Regions from separate parts of the Homo sapiens genome. Here region 1 is linked to region 2. Evidence: chromatin loops called from intact Hi-C (ENCODE). Cell type or tissue: B cell. All regions are shown on one strand. Links, peaks and the distances in the headings refer to the core of each region. The heading gives the core; the rest is flanking DNA.

Region 1 (10,108 bases), core at 778-8,777, 660 kb before region 2:
TTCTTTTTTAGAATTTATAACTGTACTCATAAAATATCTGATGAGAATTTTCGCTGACCAAAGAAATGCTGTAATTTTGTTCTAACAGTTTTACTGAGTTGACTGTTATTCTTAGGCTGCAACATTCATTCATCATTTCAACTCAGCTATAAAGAAATATATAACAAGAAAATTGGCAAGCTCTATGAAGAAAAATAAACCAGAATTTAAGGTATGTAACGTGATGATAATAGATGAGATGGGGTCAAGATCTTTTAGATAAGATGGCTAGGACAGACCCTAGAGATGTAACATTTGGGGAGACAACCTAATTTAAAAAGTGAGCAATGCAAATCTCTGGAGAAGTAGCTGTGATCCTAGCAATTTGATGTCAACCTTAAGAAAAAGAAAAAAATAATAATAAAGGCCACTGGCCGGGTGCGGTGGCTCACGCCTGTGATCCCAACACTTTGGGAGGCCAAGGCAGGACTGCCTCAGCCTAGGAGTTTGAGACCAGCCTGGGCAACATGGTGAAACCCTATCCCTATCAAAAGTACAAAAAATTAGCCAGGCATGGTGACGTGCATGCCTGTGGTCCCAGCAACTTGGGAGGCTAAGGTGGGAGGATTGCTTGAGTCTGGGGGCACCTATACTCCAGCAGCCTGGGTGACAATGTGAGACCCTGTCTCAAAAAAAAAACAAAAAACAAAAAACGATGTTTGCCTGTAGTAAGGACTTTACACAAACTCTTATTAGTCAAAGTTTGAAATACCAACTCTCCATCCCTGGTGATGTCCTAAAATGTTCTTCCCTTCATCACTTTCTTGGGTTGCCTTCTCCTTGAATCCCACTGCAACCCAAGCTTAGTAGAATGTTTAATAATTAAACATCAGTGTTAGGCACTCTTCTAGGTGCTAGAGGGACAGTGATAACTAGAACTTGATTCTGCCCTCAAAGCATTAGTGGATTTAAGCAGAACATTTGTCCCTTTCCATTTTCAAATATTAATTTTGCATATACCAGATCAAGTCTTTAGTATAATCACTTCCAGATCTTTAACTCCAAACTTCATCTCTTTATTCTCTTTCTGAAGCTCTTGTATTCTTAAATGCTTGCTACATGTGCTGCCAGAACTTAAAATTCAGATTATCCAAAATTTACTTCATTAGTTTCTCTCTTCAACCCATGCTCCCAATTTCCATGAATGATAGCAAAGTCTGACAATCAGTGGTTCTTCCTTTCTCCCTCAGGAACAGTTTACTTTCTTGACTTAGCGTTCAGGATCTTCCACAGTCCACAATGTCTGTTACTCATGTCTGGTCACTGAACATTTTCATATGCTGACTATGAGGACAGACAAGCATGAAAAGTACTGGAAGCAAGGGAAGAAGAGAAAGTTTAGTATTGCTGATCATAATGTGTGATGTTGGATGGGAAAGGAGACGACATTGAAGCAAGCAGCAGGGCAGGTCTTAGAGTTGTCTATCTTGTATACCCAACTAAAACGTCAAACTTTATTTTTTTTATTTCTTCTCACAGAACCAATTCGGTAAGAAAGGAGTTAGAACATTCAGTGTGTTACAGGGAATGACTAAAGCAGTATCTTATTTTTACCTACAGCAGCTACGTTAAACTATTTGAATAAATAAATGAATTGGAAGGGGTCGGTAGCAAAAATATTACATATTCAGAGTCATAAACACATTTTTTTTTCTTGAGATGGAGTCTCGCCTTGTCACCCAGGCTGGAGTGCAATGGCGTGATCTTGGCTCACTGCAACTGCTGCCTCCCAGGTTCAAGCGATTTTCCTGTCTCAACCTCCCAAGTAGCTGGGACTATAGGCATATGCCACCATGCCCGGCTAATTTTTGTATTTTTGGTAGAGACGGGGTTTCCCCATGTTGGCCAGGCTGGTCTCGAACTCCTGACATCAGGTGGTCCACCTGCCTCGGCCTCCCAAAGTGCTGGGATTACAGGCGTGAGCCACTGCACCCAACCCAGAGTCACATATTAAATTGCTCACATTTACAATGTAGAAGATGGATTTAAATAGGGAGAGGTAAGGCTGAAGGTTGGGAGACCATAGAGGCCATTAAAAAGTCCAGACAAGGGGCTGGGCGCGGTAGCTCACGCCTGTAATCACAGCACTTTGGGAGGCCAAGGCGGGAGGATCACCTGAGGTCAGGAGTTCGAGACCAGCCTGGCCAACATGGTGAAACCCCGTCTCTACTAAAAATTACAAAAATTAGCCGGGATGGTGGCCCACGCCTGTAATCCCAACTACTCGGGACGCTGAGGCAGGAGAATTGCTTGAGCCCAGGAGGTGGAGGTTGCAGTGAGCCAAGATTGTGTCATTGCACTCCAGCCTGGCCGACAGGGCGAGACTCTGTCTCACAAAAAAAAAAAAAAGTCCAGACAAGGATACGGAGTGCTTGCTTTGGCAGCACACATACTAAAATCAGAAGGCCACAGAGATGAGCATGGCCCTTGCACACGGATGACATGAAAATTCATGAAGTATTCCATATTTTTAAATGTATTGTCCTTTTTTTTTTTTTTTGTGAGACACAGTCTTGCACTGTTGTCCAGGATGCAGTGTAGTGGCACAAACACAGCTCATTGCAGTCTCAATCCTCCCACCCCAGCCTCCTGAGTACCTGGGACTACAGGTGATGCCACCATGCCCCAGCTAATTTTTTAATATTTTTTTTGTAGACACAAGGTCTCACTATGTTGCCAGACCTGGTCTTAAAAAATCCTCTGGCCTTAGCCTCCCAAGTGCTGGGATTATAGGTGGGAACCACTGGGCCCAGCCTGTACTGTCTATTTCAAAATAGATAGGAGAGGACTGTTGCATGTTCTCACCACAAAGTGATCAACATGTGAGATGACGGAGACACTAATTAACTTGATTTGATCATTACACGAAGTATACGTATATCAAAACATCACACTATATCCCAGAAATATGTACATTATGTGTCAACTAAAAATCAAACTAAAAGAGATAATGGAGTTCCCAACAGTAGGAATGGAGAAAAAAGGCGAATTTGAGAAATATTTTTCTTTTCTTTCTTTTTGCTTCTATTCACTGTGAATACTGTATTATAGTTTGACTATTTATTTATTTATTTGCACAGAGTCTTAACTCTGTGGCCCAGGCTGGAGTGCAGTGGTGCAACTGCCACTCACTGCAGGCTCAATCTCCCAGGCTCAAGCAATCGTGCCACCTCAGCCTTCCAAGTAGCTGAAAATACAGGTGCACACAACCACGCCTGGCCAATTAAAAAAAAAAATTTTTTTTTAATTTTTAGTAGAGATGAGGTCTTGCTATGTTGCTCAGGCTGTTCCTGAACTCCTGAGCTCAAGTGATTCTCTTGCCTCAACCTCCCAGTCTCTTGTACCTGGGATTACAAATGTGAGCCACCACACCTGGCCAGAGAAATATTCAGCAAGTTAACATTAGTGAAGCTTGGCACTGACTCGATTTGGAAGCACGGGGGAGGAACAGGTGCAGAAGGAATCCAGGCTGATTCTTGCATTGGATGACCAAGCGGAGTTGAGTCAGAAAGTAAATCCAGGCCAGGTGCGGTGGTTCACGCCTGTAATCCCAGCACTTTGGGAGGCCTAGGCAGGCAGATCACCTGAGGCCAGGAGTTTGAGACCAGCCTGGCCAACCTGGCGAAAACCCGTCTCTACTAAAAACAGAAAAATTAGCCGGGCGTGATGGGACACGCCTGTAATCCCAGCTACTTGGGAGGCTAAGACAGGAGAATTGCTTGAACCTGGGAGGTGAAGGCTGCAGTGAGCCGACAGTGCACCACTGCACTCCAGCCTGAGCAACAGAGGGAGACTCTGCCTCAAAAAAACAAACAAACAAAAAAAAAACTAAAAACAAAAAAAAGTAAATCCAAAAATCAAGAAAATGGGGGGAAAAAAAACAAAGAAATGCCCTTAGTTTTACTCATATAAGCCTGAGGGACTTCTGGGGATGGCCAAGGACAAACATTTGTATACATCAGTCTACAACTCAGAGGGAAAGTACGGGATTCTGTTATCAGACTATAGGAAGTAGCAGCACTTAAAAACTAGGAAAGTAGGCCGGGCGTGATGGCTCCTGCCCCTTATCCCAGCACCTTGGGAGGCTGAGGTGGATGGATCATCTGAGGCCAGGAGTTCAAGACCAGCCTGGCCAACATGGTGAAACCCGTCTCTACTTAAAAAAATACAAAAATTAGCCAGGCATGGTGGCGCAAACCTGTAGTCTCAGCTACTAGGGAGGCTAAGGCACGAGAATCAATTGAACCCGGGAGGTGGAGGTTGCAGTGAGCCGTGATCACACCACTGCACTCCAGCATGGATGATAGAGCAAGACTCCGTCTCAAACAAACAAAAACCCAAACTAGGAAACTGGATGAATTATACAGATGAATTATACAGAATGATAGCAGATGAATTATACAGAATGATGGCAAGCAGCAGGCCAAGCACCCTATAATAGAGAAAAATGAAAAAAGAATGGGAAGAAAACCAGAAAAGTAGCCAAATGACAGCTAATATTAACTGATCATTACCATTCTCGGTTACCATGTCAGCCTCTGCACATGAATTGCTTCAATGAACCCTCCCAATAATCCTAAAAGATAGTCCTTTTATTACAGTGTTTTAGATGAGGAAGCTGAGACAGGTATTGCATGATAGCTGAGAATGGGTATAGAGTCAGACTGCCAGAGCACAAATCCTGGCTTTACTAACTATATGTTTCAGTTTCCTGTAGTTTAAACAGGAGATAGCAATATCAATGCCATAGGGTTTCATAAATTAATTACCATGTTAAATGGTGCCTGGCACAAAAGCAGCACTCATATACCACTAGGTGGGAGTATAGAGAATGTTAAAGAAATGCAATATGTAATGTCAAATGATAACCTGCAGAATAAACTAGTATTTGACAGGATTTCCACCCCTTTTATGTATAAATATGTGTGTAAGTATATATATATATTTATGTATGTATATAGACTAGATGCTTCTAAGGTGAATTCACAATACAAATGTTCCCCTAAAAATGCTACCCTAATTCATCAAGCAGAAAGACACTTTAACATATTAATGATTTTTAAAATTTCCACTGTTAATTGGTAGATGAAATAAGATTAAGCCAGAATGAGGCTTTTCCTGACACTGGATAGTTTATAATCATGTAAACATATCTCTCAGACAATAAAGCAATATTTTATAAATATTTATTGACAGCTACAGACTTTGTTTTGCATTTTGAGGTTGATTCACTATTTAATTTTCCAAATTAGGAGACCATTCAAAAGGACTACGTTGAAATAGAAATCAAAACACATCCCTAAATGTAAATATTTATAGCTTGTATAATATTCATGTAAAGATATAGCAGAACTAGTTCTTTTAACCACTTTGGTGTTATAATGAGGGAAGATCAGAATCTACTAAGTTCTAAACTCATTTCCTCTCTACTGAACACAGTAAAAGACCCTGATATCAGAGAAATAACAAACAAAAGGCATAATTATTGAACTATCCAGAAAAAAACGGATATTAAGAGGATAAAAAGTTCACATGTGCTTTGTAGATCAGATGTGAAGGATAAAAAGAACTGAAAATCATGTACGGTCAGTTGCAACTTCACTAAACATAAGAATTAGACTTAAGCTATCAAACCGTTTTAAAAGTTTCCTTCCTGGCCCTTGGCATTGATTACTACTGCCATCTAGCAGGAGGTCCAAAAATTAAAATTACGAGAACTGTAAAAAATCATCAGGACATAATTCCAATCTCCAAATAGAAAGATGTTTACCATATTAATAATTACTTAAATTTCAGGCCGGGCACAGTGGCTCACACCTATAAACCCAACACTTTGGGAGGCCGAGGCAGGTGTATCACTTCAGTCCAGGAGTTCGAGACCAGCTTGGCCAACATGGCGAAACCCTGTCTCTACTAAAAACACAAAAACTGGCCAGGTGTGGTGGCTCACACTTGTAATCCCAGCACTTTGGGAGCCCAAGGCGGGTGGATCACCTGATGTCAGGAGCTCGTTACCAGCCTGACCAACATGGTGAAACCCCTTCTCTACTAAAAATACAAAAATTAGCTGGGCCTGGTGGTGGGTGCCTGTAATCCCAGCTACTCTGAGGGATGAGACAGGGAGAACTACTTGAACCAGGAGGCAGAGGTTGCAGAGAGCCAAGATCGTGCCACTGCACTCCAGCCTGGGCGACAGAGCGAGACTCCCTCTCAAAAAAAAAAAAAGAGAAGTGAAGGGAGAAATATTCAGGGAAATAGATAGCTTAAAGAAAAAACAAGGCTGAGCACAGTGGCTCACGCCTGTAATCCCAACACTTTCGGAGGCTGAGGCAGGCAGATCACCTAAGATCAGGAGTTTGAGACCAGCCTGGTCAATATGGTGAAACCCCATCTCTACTAAAAATACAAAATTAGCCAGGCATGGTGGCACATGCCTATAATCCCAGCTACTTGGGAAGGCTGAGGCAGGAGAATCGCTTGAACCCAGGAGGCGGAGGTTGCGGTGAGCCAAGATCGCACCATTGCACTGCAGTCTGGGCAACAAAAGCGAAACTACATCTCAAAAAAAAAAAAAAAAAATTAGCTGGGCATGGTGGTGCGTGCCTGTAGTCCCAGCTACTTCGAAGGCTGAGGCAGGAGAATCGCTTGAACCTAGAGGCAGAGGTTGCAGTGAGCTGAGATTGTGCCACTACACTCTGTCTCCAAAAAAAAAAAAAATGGATTCACAGCAGAATTCTACCAGACATTCAAAGAATTGGTACCAATCCTTTTGACACTATTCCACAAGATAACAAAGGAACTCTCCCTAATTCATTCTATGAAGCCAGCATCACCCTAATACCAAAACCAGGAAAGGACATAACCAAAAAACAAAACTATAGACCAATATCCTTGATGAACATAAATGCTAAGATCCTTAACAAAATACTAGCTAACTGAATCCAACAACATATCAAGAAGATAATCCTCCATGATCAAGTAGGTTTCATACCAGGAATGCAGGGATGGTTTAACATACACAAGTCAATAAATGTGATGTACCACATAAACAGAATTAACAACAAAAATCACATGATCATCTCAATAGATACAGAAAAAGCATTTGACAAAATCCAGCATCCCTTTATGATTAAAACTCTCAGCAAAATCAGCATATAAGGGACATACCTTAATGTAATAAAAACCATCTATGACAAACCACAGCCAACATAATACTGAATGGGGAAAAGCTGAAAGCATTCCCTCTGAGAACTGGAACAAGACAAGGATGCCCACTCTCACCACTCCTCCTCAATGTACTACTGGAAGTCCTAGCCAGAGGAATTAGACAACAGAAAGAAATAAAGGGCATCCAAATCAATAAAGAGGAAGTCAAACTGTCACTGTTTGCTGAAGACATGGTCAATTACCTTGAAAACTGTAAGGACTCCTCCAGAAAGCTCCTAGAACTGATAAAAGAATCCAGCAAAACTTTTGGATACAAGATTAATGTACACAAATCAGTAGCTCTTCTATACATCAACAGCGACCAAGCAGAGAATCAAATCAAGAACTCAACCCCTTTTACAATAGCTGCAAAAACAAACAAACAAACAAAACTTAGGAATATACCTAACAGGCTGGGTAGTGGCTCAAGCCTATAATCCCAGCACTTTGGAAGGCCGGGGCAGGTGGATCACTTGAGGTCAGGAGTTCGAGACCAGCCTGGCCAACATGGTGAAACCCCATCTCTATCAAAAATACAAAAAAATCAGTCAGGCGTGGTAGTGCACACCTGTAGTCCCAGCTACTTGGGAGGCTCAGGCAGGAGAACTGCTCAAACTCGGGAGGTGGAGGTTGCAGTGAGCCAGAGCAAGGCTCTATCTCAAAAAAGAAAGAAGAAAAAAAGAATATACCTAACAAAGGAGTCAAAAGACCTCTACAAGGAAAACTACAAAACACTGCTGAAAGAAATCATAGACAACACAAATGGAAACACATCCCATGTTCATGGACGGGTAGAATCAGTATTGTGAAAATGACCATGCTGCCAAAAGCAATGTGCAAATTCAATGCAATCCCCATCAAAATACCACGATCATTCTTCACAGAACTAGAAAAAACAATCCTAAAATTCATATGGAACCAAAAAGGAGCCCGCATAGCCAAAGCATGACTAAGCAAAAATAACAAATCTGGAGGCATCACACTAACTGATTTCAAACTATACCATAAGGCCATAGTCACCAAAACAGCATGGTACTGGTATAAAAATAGGCACACAGACCAATGGAACAGAATAGAGAACCCAGAAATAAACCCAAATACTTACAGCCAACTGATCTTCGACAAAGCAAACAAAAACATAAAGTGGGGAAAGGACACCCTTTTCAACAAATGGTGCTGGGATAATTGGCTAGCCACATGGAGGAAAAATGAAACTGGATCCTCATCTCTCACCTTATACAAAAATAAACTCAAGATGGATTAAGGACTTAAACCTAAGACCTGAAACTAACAATTCTAGAAGACAACATTGGAAAAACCCTTCTAGACATTGGCTTAGGCAAGGATTTCATGACCAAGAACCCAAAAGCAAATGCAATAAAAACAAAGATAAATAGCTGGGACATAATTAAACTAAAGAGCTTTTGCACAGCAAAAGGAATTGTCAACAGAGTCAATAGACAACAACAGAGTGGGAGAAAATCTTCACAATCTATACATCTGACAAAGGACTAATATCCAGCATCTACAACGAACTCAAATCAGTAAGAAAAAAAACAAACAAGCCCATCACAATGTGGGCTAAGGACATGAAGAGACAATTCTCAAAAGAAGATATACAAATGGCCAACAAACCTATGAAAAAATGCTCAACATCACTAATGATCAGGGAAATGCAAATCGAAACCACAATGTGATACCACCACACTCCTGCAAGAATGGCCATAAGTGAAGAATAAAAAAACAAGAGATGCTGGCGTGGATGTGGTAAACAGGGAACACTTCCGCACTGCTGGTGGGAATGTAAACTAGTGCAACCACTATGGAAAACAGTGTGGAGATTCCTTAAAGAATTAAAAAGCAGAACTAACATTTGATCCAGCAATCCCACTACTGGGTTATCTACCCAGAGGAAAAGTCATTATTTGAAAAAGATACTTGCACACGCATGTTTATAGCAGCACAATTCACAACTGCATAATCGTGGAACCAATCCAAATGCCCATCAATCAACAAGTGGATAAAGACACTGTGGTGGGTGTGTGTGTGTGTATATATATGTGTGTGTATATATATGTGTATATATATAATGGAATACTACACAGCCATAAAAAGAAATGAATTAACAGCATTTGCCATGACCTGGATGAGACTGGAGACTATTATTCTAAGTGAAGTAACTCAGGAATAGAAAACCAAACATCATATATTCTCACTGATATGTGGGAGCTAAGCTATGAGGACACAAAGGCATAAGAATGATACAATGGACTTTGGGGACTTGGCCGGGGGAGGGGGGGCAAGGGATTAAAAGACTACAAATATGGTGTAGTGTATACTACTCAGGTGATACGTGCACCAAAATCTCACAAATCATCACTAAAGAACTTACTCATATAACCAAATACCACCTGTACCCCAATAACTTACGGAAAAATTTTTTTTTTTTCAAAACAGCCTCGCTCTGTTACCCAGGCTGGAGTGCAGTGGCACGATCTTGGCTCACTGCAACCTCCGCCTCCCAGGTTCAAGTGATCCTCCTGCTTCAGCCCCCCAGTAGCTGGGACTACAGGCACGCACCATCATCCCCGGCTAATTTTTGTATTTTTAGTAGAGACAGGGTTTTGCCATGTTAGCCAGGCTGGTCTCAAACTCCTGACCTCAGGTAATCCACCCGCCTCGGCCTCCCAAAGTGCTGGGATTACAGGCATGAGCCACCGTTCTTGGCCAAAAAGTAAGTTTTAAAAAAAAGTCACTGCCCCCCCAAAAAAGAAAATTACAAGAAGCTACATTAGCTGGGCACTGGGTTGCATGCCCATAGTCCCAGCTAGGAGGCTTACGTGGGAACATCAGTTGAGCCCAA
Region 2 (10,108 bases), core at 1,188-9,187:
GGAATTTCATGGAAAAGATTTAAAAAGATTTCTTAAGCAACAAGCATCCTTGATGTGCATAAGTAGCTGTTTGACAATTATTAGCTTTTTTGGGGGGTGGGGGTTATACTCTAGCTCTGTAACTCAGGCTAGAGTGTAGTGGCAAGATCATGGCCTACTGCAGCCTTGATCTCCTGGGCTCAAGGGATCCTCCAAACTCAGCCCCCCAAGTAGCTGGGACTAAAGGCATGCACCATCATGCCCAGCTGATTTTTAAATTTTTGTAGAGATAGGGTCTCACTGTGTTGCCCAGATTGATCTTGAACTCCTTGCCTCAAGCAATCCTCCCACCTCGGCCTCCCAAAGTGCTGTGATCACAGGCATGAACCACCACACCTGGCCAATTATTATCTTTAAATGTATTCTTATTTATTTATTTATTTATTTATTTAGAGATAGAGTTTTGCTTTGTTGCCCAGGCTGGAATGCAGTGGCATGATCGCGGCTCACTGTAAACTCGGCCTCCCAGGTTCAAGCAATTCTCATGCCTCAGCCTCCTGAGTAGCTGGGACTACAGGCTTGAGCCACCATGGCCAGCTAATTTTTTGTATTCTTAACAGAGACAAGGTTTCATTATTTGGCCAGGCTGGTCTTGAACTCCTGCCCTCAAGTGATCCAGCCACCTAGGCCTCCCAAAGTGCTGAGATTACAGGCGTGAGCCACCACACCCAGCCTTTTTAAATATATTCTTTCAAAACAAAATATTAAGGCCCTCAATTAATTTAATATTAGGAAGATAAAACACTCCAAAATCACCAGAGAACTCATCATTAATAACTGATTTGCATGTAATTCTTAAGAACATGTACATAAGGAAACCCTGTTTCCTTCTAAAATGAGGAAAAGCTAATTCTCCTAGTAACCAATTGGCGCTTATTTAGTTGGATAGGAAAGAGTTTCAAGGGTTTGAATAGGGTAGGAGGACCAAGCCTCGAAGGCAGGGGTGGGAGAGAGTTCATCAGTCTTCTCAAGTGTCTTCTCTCTCAACAGCAAGTTTCTGCTCTTCCCTAACACCAACAACAGCCACAGACCATGCTCTGTAGGAACTGGACCAAATTCAAATATTCATTTGGGACAGGGTCAGAGAGAATTCCGAGTGAAGGGATTCAAGATGACACAGCCAATCCAGAAGTTAGGCTGAATGCACTCAACTCCCCTTCCAGGCCTGGGTTTGACAGTAGAACACACAACAATTTACTAACAAAATGCTGCAGTCTGGCTTTGAGGAAACATATACAAGTCCAGCAATCTATCTTTCTAGGTCACCCTAACTCTCCTGCCCTCTCTCAAGTACACCCACACAAAGATTCTCCACTAAAAGCCCTTCATTTTCAAGACCTGTCATAATTCCAGCTAGGAAGGCCAACTATCCAGTTTGCTAGCTCCTCATAAACTTGCCACTCTGCATATCCTAGTTACTACCACTGTAACTGGGTATGCAAGGTAAGTTACATATTTAAAATACAGGCTGTTTTTCATAGAACAAAGGAAAAAGGAAAAAGACATCAATTTTATATATATATATGTTAGCAGTACCTACCAATAACAGGCTCCTAACTGTATACTGAATTGAATACTGTGTTAAACAGTGAAAAATATTAGTTTACAAAAGGTTATACATCTCCACCCTGCAGGAAAATCTAGACTTCAAGACATGAGCACAGAAATTTAAAAATCCTGACATCTACAAATAAGTTGGACACAGACCTAAGCCCCTATGAAGATAAATATTTTACCTTCAGCAATTGTAATCACTCTGCATTTTAAATGTCTTCAATTTGTCATTTTCAATCCCTGTTTTGCTTCTCACTATTTGATAATATGCAATTTCAGGTAGCTTTCTTAATCTCAGGTATAATGAAAAGTAGTTTTTTTTTTAATAAAGAAGTTTTAAAATTCAAAGATTATAAAAGAATGATGCATTCTATTAATATGATATAAATAACTTTTAATGGCCTTGTATTTCAATTCAGGATAACTAATGATATATGCCATAACCAAAGGCTTAAACCACAATAGAATCTAAATCTGCTAAGAACTAAATCTATTAGCCCTATATGAATTTAACACTTAGTCCAAGTCTCAAGTTTCCCATTTGCAAATAGCATTGTCTTTGCCTTGATTTATCCCAAGGTACTAGAATTAAAAATAGCACAAACTGACTCATCCTATAAAAAGGGAAAAACAGGTTTTTCTTTCAAAAGAAGTAAAGGAAAATATGTCTAAGTAAAAACGTACTAAAGAGCAAAACCACATAATCATTATGTAGTTTTGATCAGTGATTTTCAGGGGCAGTGGGGTAGGTAGAGGTACAAAGGGGACTTTTGGGGTAATGGAACTGTTCTGTGTCATGTGTGCGGTGCTGGTTACATGACTGTGCATCTGTCAGAATTCATAGAGGTACATTTACAGAGGCTAAATTTTACTGTATGTAAATTATACTGCTGTAGCCTAATTTTTTTAAAGTGCTATTGCATATAAAACAATGTGCTAGACACTGAATTATGAAATCTAACGTTCAAGCATACAATTCTCAAGGTTTCTAGATGTATTATCAAAAACTTATCATTAAACACTTTGAGTTCAGCCTTCAGTATTTTATATTTTATCCATATTTATATTCTATAAAACGACTCAAAGCATCACCTAAAATTATCACATGAATTTTGAATTATTATGTGTTCAACATACACTTATAGAAAATTTCCTTCTTATTCTTAAAAGTGAACATATCAATATCTATTAAATGTTAATTATATGGTTATGAGTTGAATTTACTACTAAATTCTACCTTTTCTGAATTATAAATACATTAAGAAATGTAAACTGTGATTAGATTTATTCACATCCCTCAGAACACTACGAAATGTGTCCTAAACATGTTAATTGATTTCAGAAACTTCTATGTCTTGAGCAAGACTTAAGTGTTAACAAGCATCTGATGGCTTTTAAAATAAGAATGTTTCAGAAATTCATCTAAAAAAATGCTTGAACGTAAAATGCAATCCTACGGTGTATACTCTAATGCCTGTTGATGAACAGATCCTTATAGTTTCCTTCTTCTAGAACTCATATCAAAATACATTTTCTTCAGAAAAAATAGGAGTCAAAGATGTTAATCATGTTCTTTTCATAGTCACGTTACATTTGTTTTACAACACTCTCAGAAAAGCCTTTCCTTTCACATGTTCACTTTTTAAATTACAAACATGTTTCCCCTCACTAGACACCGAGTTACGAAACTTAGAGCAAAAGTAAAACTTTCTAATGGAATGCCCATGTAAATACTAGAAATATAACAAAATAAGGCAAAGTCTGTCCTCCAAAATGTTGCCTACCACACCAAAACACAATCCTGCTTTTTAAACAGCGAGTAAAATTAAATCAACCTTATCTTCCTAAATAGAAGTCCACTCAAAGTTTTTTCACAAAAATGACATTCACTTGACTTAATATTGTCCTTCCAATAAGAATAACACGCAGGGTGTTAGAGGGCAGTTGTTGGACTCCTCTTCAGCAAATAAAGGAGACCAGTTAGAGCTTAGCTTGGTCTGCCCAGGAAAGGAGGAACGCAGCTTGCTGACATGGCTAAGGAATGCCAATTAATACATTTTAAAACCCCTATCATCTTGCCTGAGACGTGTACATCTTCCCAGGCCCTCAAAGTTCAATCAGAAAGTGTATTCAACTCCATTGTCATTTCACCCATAGTGGGGAAGTCCATCGAGGAAAACCATAGGGAAATAAAATGTTTTTCAGTTATTCATATTAGCACAATCAACCCAGAGCTCACGGCACAAACTAAATAAGTTAACTTGCCAGTGTCTTGAATGAAGACATTTAATCAAAGCATGCATTTTCCAACTTTCCAGTAGCTTTCAGGACAGTTGGTTTTGGTGATCGTTTTTTGGTCTTTTATTGTTCTCAACACGACTGGTTTCTCACCGCAGGATTTCAAACAAAATGAGACAATTAAACCACACCTCGAGCGAAGGGGCGCTTACCTTGCAGATAAACACACCGGCCTTGCCTTCTCTAAAATGCGGACACGTGCTTTTCCCGCATTAGGGGGGGTCTCCCGGCGCGCGCCCCGCCGCCACCTGTTGAGGAAAGCGAGCGCACCTCCTGCAGCTCAGGCTCCGGGCGCCAGCCCTGCCCCGCAGCCCCAGAGCCCGTCGCAGCTCGGGTGGTCCCTCCCCGGCCCAGCGCTCGCCGCCTGCTCTTCGCCCTGCAAGTTTCAAGAGGCAGTTATTTCTCGCAGCCTCCGCGCTTGCAACTGCCTCCTGGCGGGGGAGTGGGTGTCCAAAAAGCCAGCAGCTGGAGAAACTGAAAAGATCACAAGCGACTTAACGATAAGCCCCTTCTTCCTTTTAAAGACCGAGAGGAGGGTAGAGGGGAGTAGTGCCTGAGCCCACGTGACCGAGCCAGGGAGCCCGACGGTCTCAGGAACGCCCGACGCCGCGCGTGACCTCTAAGTGGGAGCACCCTCGAACCGACTCCTGGTCCACCCACAAGGATAGTGGCGCACAGATGGCGCTCCCCGCAGCCCCAGTCTCAGATTTAAGAGGTCTGGAGTAGGGCCTGAGAATATGCATTTCCAACCAGGTCCTGGGGGATGCCGACACTGATACAGCCAGTCTGGGGACCACACTTCGAGGATCACGTCCTCAGCCCCTGACTCACATAAGTGTCATTCAGAACAGATGTCTGATTCTAAGGAGCCAGTGGTGAAACCAGAGAGGCTTTGGGTTTGTCAAATCCCCAGCAGCAAACGTAACCTCGGGCCCTGGAGTGGCAAAGCCGTGGACTAGAGGTGGAGGGAGTGGGTTCTCAGCTCTCAAGAGGTCACTGGGAAGGCCTTTCGCGTTAGATCAAAGATCCCAGGTACTTCCTCGAACTCACTTGAAGTGGCACCGGGGAGACCTGTGCCTCCGGCCACGGCGCCCTTCTCCGCTGGAGGCACCTGCCCACCCCTCTTCTCGGGCGAAGGCCCCTCGCGCCCCCTGGTGGCAGCCCCAGTTCCCCCAGCTTAATGGGGTGTTCCCCTCACCCACCCCAGCAGGAGCCCCAGGGTGCGAGACTAGGACCACAGTCTTAACTGGCTTTAAGGCAGCTGTTGCTGATGAAAATGAAAAGGAAAGTAGCATGTGACCCACAGGCCATTGTGAGAACCCCCCAGTGTCACATCTGTGCCTAATTAATCATCAAACCATCTACTCAGGTGGCATAAGGGACATGGTTTTTGAGGGTTGTGATCCAGATCTCTAATAGAGGAAGACGAGGGGGGGCATTTGGAGGGAAAGTTTTACAGTACCAGCCTCAGCTGTTTGGTGTTTAGCCAAAATAGAGAGACGCAAGTGTGCTCTGGGTTGATAAAGATGAGGTCCACAGGTAATGAAGACAGGCTCCAAAGATGGAGAAGCATCTGCTTCATCAGCTAAACAATAGCTGTGAAAAGTCTCCACTGCCCCACCCTAAGTCCAATTTTCATTAAAGCTGAGAGTCCTGGTTTCTCTCAGGTTGAAAGGCAGAGTCTCCCTGTCCTTGAGGCAGAGAAGTTAGTTTGGACGGGAAGAGTGTGTCGCTGGCAAATAACTGCAGCAGACAACATGCCAATCTCAGCCTCCCTGTCTCCTGTCCTGGGGTCTCTCAAAGTACCCAGTCCCCATATGCTCTTCCTCCTTGCCACCTTATGGAGAAAATGTTAAATGATGGTTTAAAAAAATCAGCTTCATGGCCAGGCATGGTGGCTCACACCTATAATCTCAGCACTTTGGGAGGCCGAGGCAGGTGGATCACGAGGTCAGGAGTTTGAGACCAGCCTGACCAACATGGTGAAACCTCGTCTCTACTAAAAATACAAAAATTGGCTGGACGTGGTGGCACATGCCAGTAATCCCAGCTACTCAGGAGGCTGAGGCAGGAGAATCGCTTGAACATGGGAGGCGGAGGTTGCAGTGAGCCAAGATCGCGCCACTGCATTCCAGCCTGGGCGACAGAGCGAGACTCTGTCTCAAAAAAAAAAAAAAAAAAAAAAATCAGCTTCATTTGGTGGTATATACTTGTTAACAAGATATCTCTGGAAATGGAAACCGTCATGAAGGAATTTCAACCATAAGCCAACAGGCAGAAAAAGATAGGTGAGGGTGAAGAAAATGCATCTATCAATATTAACATCATACCTGACGCTGTGCTAAGCACCTGCACAGCATCTCATTTAATCCTCACACCAGCTCAGTGAGATATTGACTCCACTTTTCCAGTGAGGAAATTGAGGCTCACAGAGCTTCTGTCAGCTACCTGAAGCCACCTAGTGAGAAAGGAACCCAGTAACAACAGTGGCTTCATAGACAGCTACCGCTTATTGGACATTTATGCCCCGCTTTCTCTCAATAATTCTTATTTTATACGCAAGCCTATAAGGCAAATTCTATTACCCCCATTTTATACTTGAGAAAATGAATGTTCAGGAAGGTTAAACAACCTCCCTATGGTCACATGACCTATCAGTGGCTAAGAAGGACTTGAATCCAGGAGAGAGGCCAAGGACCCATTTACCTCCATACCATGCCTCCAATCAATCAGAATGAAAATGGCTTGACTCTCTGCTCTATGCAGAACACTGCAGACAAACTTCTGCCACCTGTGTGCCAAGCTTCTGCTCTGTGTTCACTGTGATGCTTCCTTCAGAAGGCATTCTACACACAGGAACAGCATGTTCTCTTTTCAGAGCAGCTCAAACACCCACAGAAGCTGTTTATTATACAAGGAAACCTCACTGCAGGAAATAATAAGCAGAAAATGAATGGGAGTGAGTAAGTTTCCTTCTGACTCACCCTGTCCATCAAGAAAGACAATGGTACCCAGAGATGGAAACTTTGCCTGGTTTAATGCAGAGTGGAGAGGATGATTATTCCAATTCTACCTGAATTGTGACCACAATGATGAAGGGATTATTCTTGAGGCAGTTCATACCAATGGCTAGACCAAAAAGCCCCCTGAAGCCTGGTATTGAGAACGATGCCTGCTATATAAGTGAGCAGGGTCCCAGCCTCATTTCCACCTCACCCCTGACCTGCCTAAGGAAGCACCCACATATGACATTGAAAGGACTGCCTGTCTCCAAAATATCCTACAATGGGGATTGAAATTGTCACCATTAAGTCATCTTTTGGGGATAAAGCATTGAATTGTTAAAATTAAGTCATGTTATATATGATGGGTAATATTAACTTACTAGCATTTATGATTAACAAGATGAGCTTGCAGCATGAGCTAGATGTCACCTGGGAAAGCAAAGGAAGTCAATGTAGTACAGGTATGGTTTGCTGTGAAGAGGAAGGAAAGCCTCTCCATAAAAGGTGCACCTTCCTCATCTTCTCACCCCACCCCTTCTCTGTCTAGCAAAGTCTTACACATCCCAAAGCCAAGAGCCTAAATAAGGTGAAGAGCACATTAGCCCAGTGGAACGTGCACATTGGCTCCCCCACAGCCCTCATCTTACCTGTCAACACAACCTGCGCTGCGATTGGACAGCGCATGTCTTACATCTCTAGCATTCTCCATGGTCCATAACACCCACCTAGCACAATCCACGCGTTCAACAAATGTTTGCTGAAGCCTTTGACTTGGAAAGATCAGAGGGAGAATTTTCCGTAGGAAAGAAACTACCAAGAGGCAAAACAAAACCCTGTAAAAGGCAAGAAAGCAAAAGCTAATAGGAAAAGTGGAGGGAAAGGAGGAATGCTACAGATGTCTAGAAGGGTGTCATGCCAAAGGGTGCCTTTGGATTGTTGCTTTATTCTCTGAGCTTGAAGCCAAGTAGGAGGATTTGGGTTCTGGGATAGTTATCTGCTCCAGAGTGTTATAGGAACAAGCTTATTTATATTATGTGGGTATAAATTGGTCTGTTTTAAGAGAATCTGAGAGATAAAACCCTACACTTATGGAATTAATAAAGGGGAAAGATTAATTGAACGTGCAATAACACCTTTTTTTGGTGGTGATGAATGAAAAAGATAGGATTACTAATTAATATGTCAGAGATCATCTCAACTGAACATAAAGTTCACAAAATGTGATTTGACATTTGAAACTTGAATTTGGATAGAGCTCTTTAGGATCACATCTTTTGTAGAAATAAAAACAAACCTAATATTTATTGAGCATTTTTCTAGCCTGGACACCACAGTAGGCAGGCTTGCATAGGTTGATTCACTTTTATTTCATTTAATCCTTGAAAATTCCCTGGGACTGTCTATTTTACAGATGGGAAAACTGAGGCTCAGAGAGCTAACATTTATTTTATAAAGTCACCCATGTGCATTTGGTAGGGTGAAAGTTTCCACCCAACTTTACCTACCTACCTGCACATCCCATGTTTTCTCCACTGTCATGAGATGCTGTTCTTATTTGTTGCATAAATGGAGGCATGTCTGTCCTGTAGAGCCCAGATACTGTTGAATGAAATGTTGTCAATTTCTTGTCTAGGAATGACCACCTATGAGCATATTTATGTAACTTATTCTTTATTGATCTGCGTTGGACTGGGGCCCTCAGAGGGTAACAAGGACATAAGCAGCAAGACAGACCCAACCTGATACCTGGGCACCAGGACCATGAGACAAGGTTGCTCTGACCTGCAGTTTAAATGAACCACCTGAGCAAGCAGCACCTGCAGCCAACTCTTTCTAAATCACACTCATGTGTTTCAGTCTTGATCTTTGCTATTTGTAAACAAACAGGTAAAAAATAACTTTTTGTCCTGTCCACTGCCCCTCAAAGGTACTTAAATTCCACACAAATCCCTTGCATACCTTAAGTTTCTAATTTTCTATGCATTTGAAATCAAACATGAAGCATACACATTTTTGTCCTTACTTCCAACTCTGCAGCAATTCTCTTGAGCTAGAAGAGAAACTAGCCCCTAGAGGTCATTGGCATGAATGTGAACACCCAGTTAAGAAAAAAAAAAAAAAAAGTTATAGGACTGTTAGAAATGGCGGCAAATTGTAATATGCAATTTCACAAATGACTCAAATGCAATTCTGAAAATGCAGCTTCCTTACATTTTCTGGCTCAGAAGATATTAATAAGTCAGCCAGTGTAATATTCCCTGAAATGAGATAAAAAAAAAAAAGGTACAGACAGACATGGCTTGAGACCATAGATAAGACTGTCTGATTTCATAGTTTAATATTTCAAAAAATATTTCAAAAATTTTGACTAAAGTTTTTTCTACATCTTCTTGTAAATGTATCTAACATTTTCAATTTCTTTGTTCATATCATGGAAAGTTACTATAACTGCCTCATATTGTCCTTTAGACCCATAGCAACTAACTCTCCAGTGATGCTCATTACAGAAATAGCTTTTTTTTTTTTTTTTTTTGAGACGGAGTCTCGCTCTGTCGCCCAGGCTAGAGTGCAGTGGCACAATCTTCCGCCTCAGCCCCCCAAGTAGCTGAGACTACAGGCACCCACCACCACACCCGGCTAATTTTTTTGTATTTTTTTAGTAGAGACAGGGTTTCACCGTGGTAGCCAGGATGGTCTCGATCTCCTGGCCTCCTGATCCACCCGCCTCCGCCTCCCAAAGTGCTGGGATTACAGGCGTCAGCCACCGCGCCCAGCCCAGAAATGGCTTTTATAAAAATACAGACTTGATTTTTTGTGCACAGAGCGTGCTTCTTTCACATATGTCACCGTTTGATCTGATGAACCTAACCAGAGAAAGGAATCGTTTTCTTCTCTCTTATTCAGTCCTCTCCTTTGCTGGGAATTATAAACAGAAAATGAACTTCTCCAAGTAGTTCATGCAGCTACTTAAGGATCACCAATGCTGTTCCATGGGCCAGGATCTCTGCATTCTCCTCTCCCCTCACATTGTTTCTCTTCCTTTTACATTCTCACATATTATTTTTCTACTGTCCAGGCAGTTTAGCTAACTAGCTTCTTAATGGTTCTGCTCATAGTCAAGTCAAGTGCTTCCTCAGCCTGCTCCACGTATTCTACCACGCCACCAGCCACAGCTTACTAGGAGGACTGCTGTCCTGGCATGACACTGGCTT

Evidence for each region. A loop is a pair of places that touch in the nucleus more often than their neighbours do. Peaks named below come from ENCODE experiments on the same cell type or tissue, not always from the same donor. Only the 100,000 strongest peaks of a DNase experiment are listed, where the experiment ranks them.
Region 1: a loop joins it to region 2, with 11 times the contacts of the local background. A loop is called at or near these places in 9 of 110 quality-filtered maps.

Annotation. Positions count from the first base shown.
Region 1 is chr14:63,628,271-63,638,378 of GRCh38, forward strand. The region is part of intron 1 of WDR89 (WD repeat domain 89); the gene reads right to left. It also overlaps the pseudogene RNU6-1162P. Among named protein-coding and RNA genes, the nearest start is that of WDR89, 8.5 kb to the right of the region's middle. In B cell, for the core only: CTCF peaks have their summits at 4,868 (motif pointing right) and 5,067; a DNase peak (open chromatin) is centred at 4,851; H3K27ac peaks cover 379 bases.
Region 2 is chr14:64,289,990-64,300,097 of GRCh38, forward strand. ESR2 (estrogen receptor 2) reads right to left here and starts at 4,382. Exons shown (of 9, transcript NM_001437.3): 1 at 4,044-4,382. In B cell, for the core only: CTCF peaks have their summits at 5,045 (motif pointing left) and 5,246; DNase peaks (open chromatin) are centred at 4,452, 4,562 and 5,002; H3K4me3 peaks cover 2,360 bases; H3K27ac peaks cover 1,157 bases.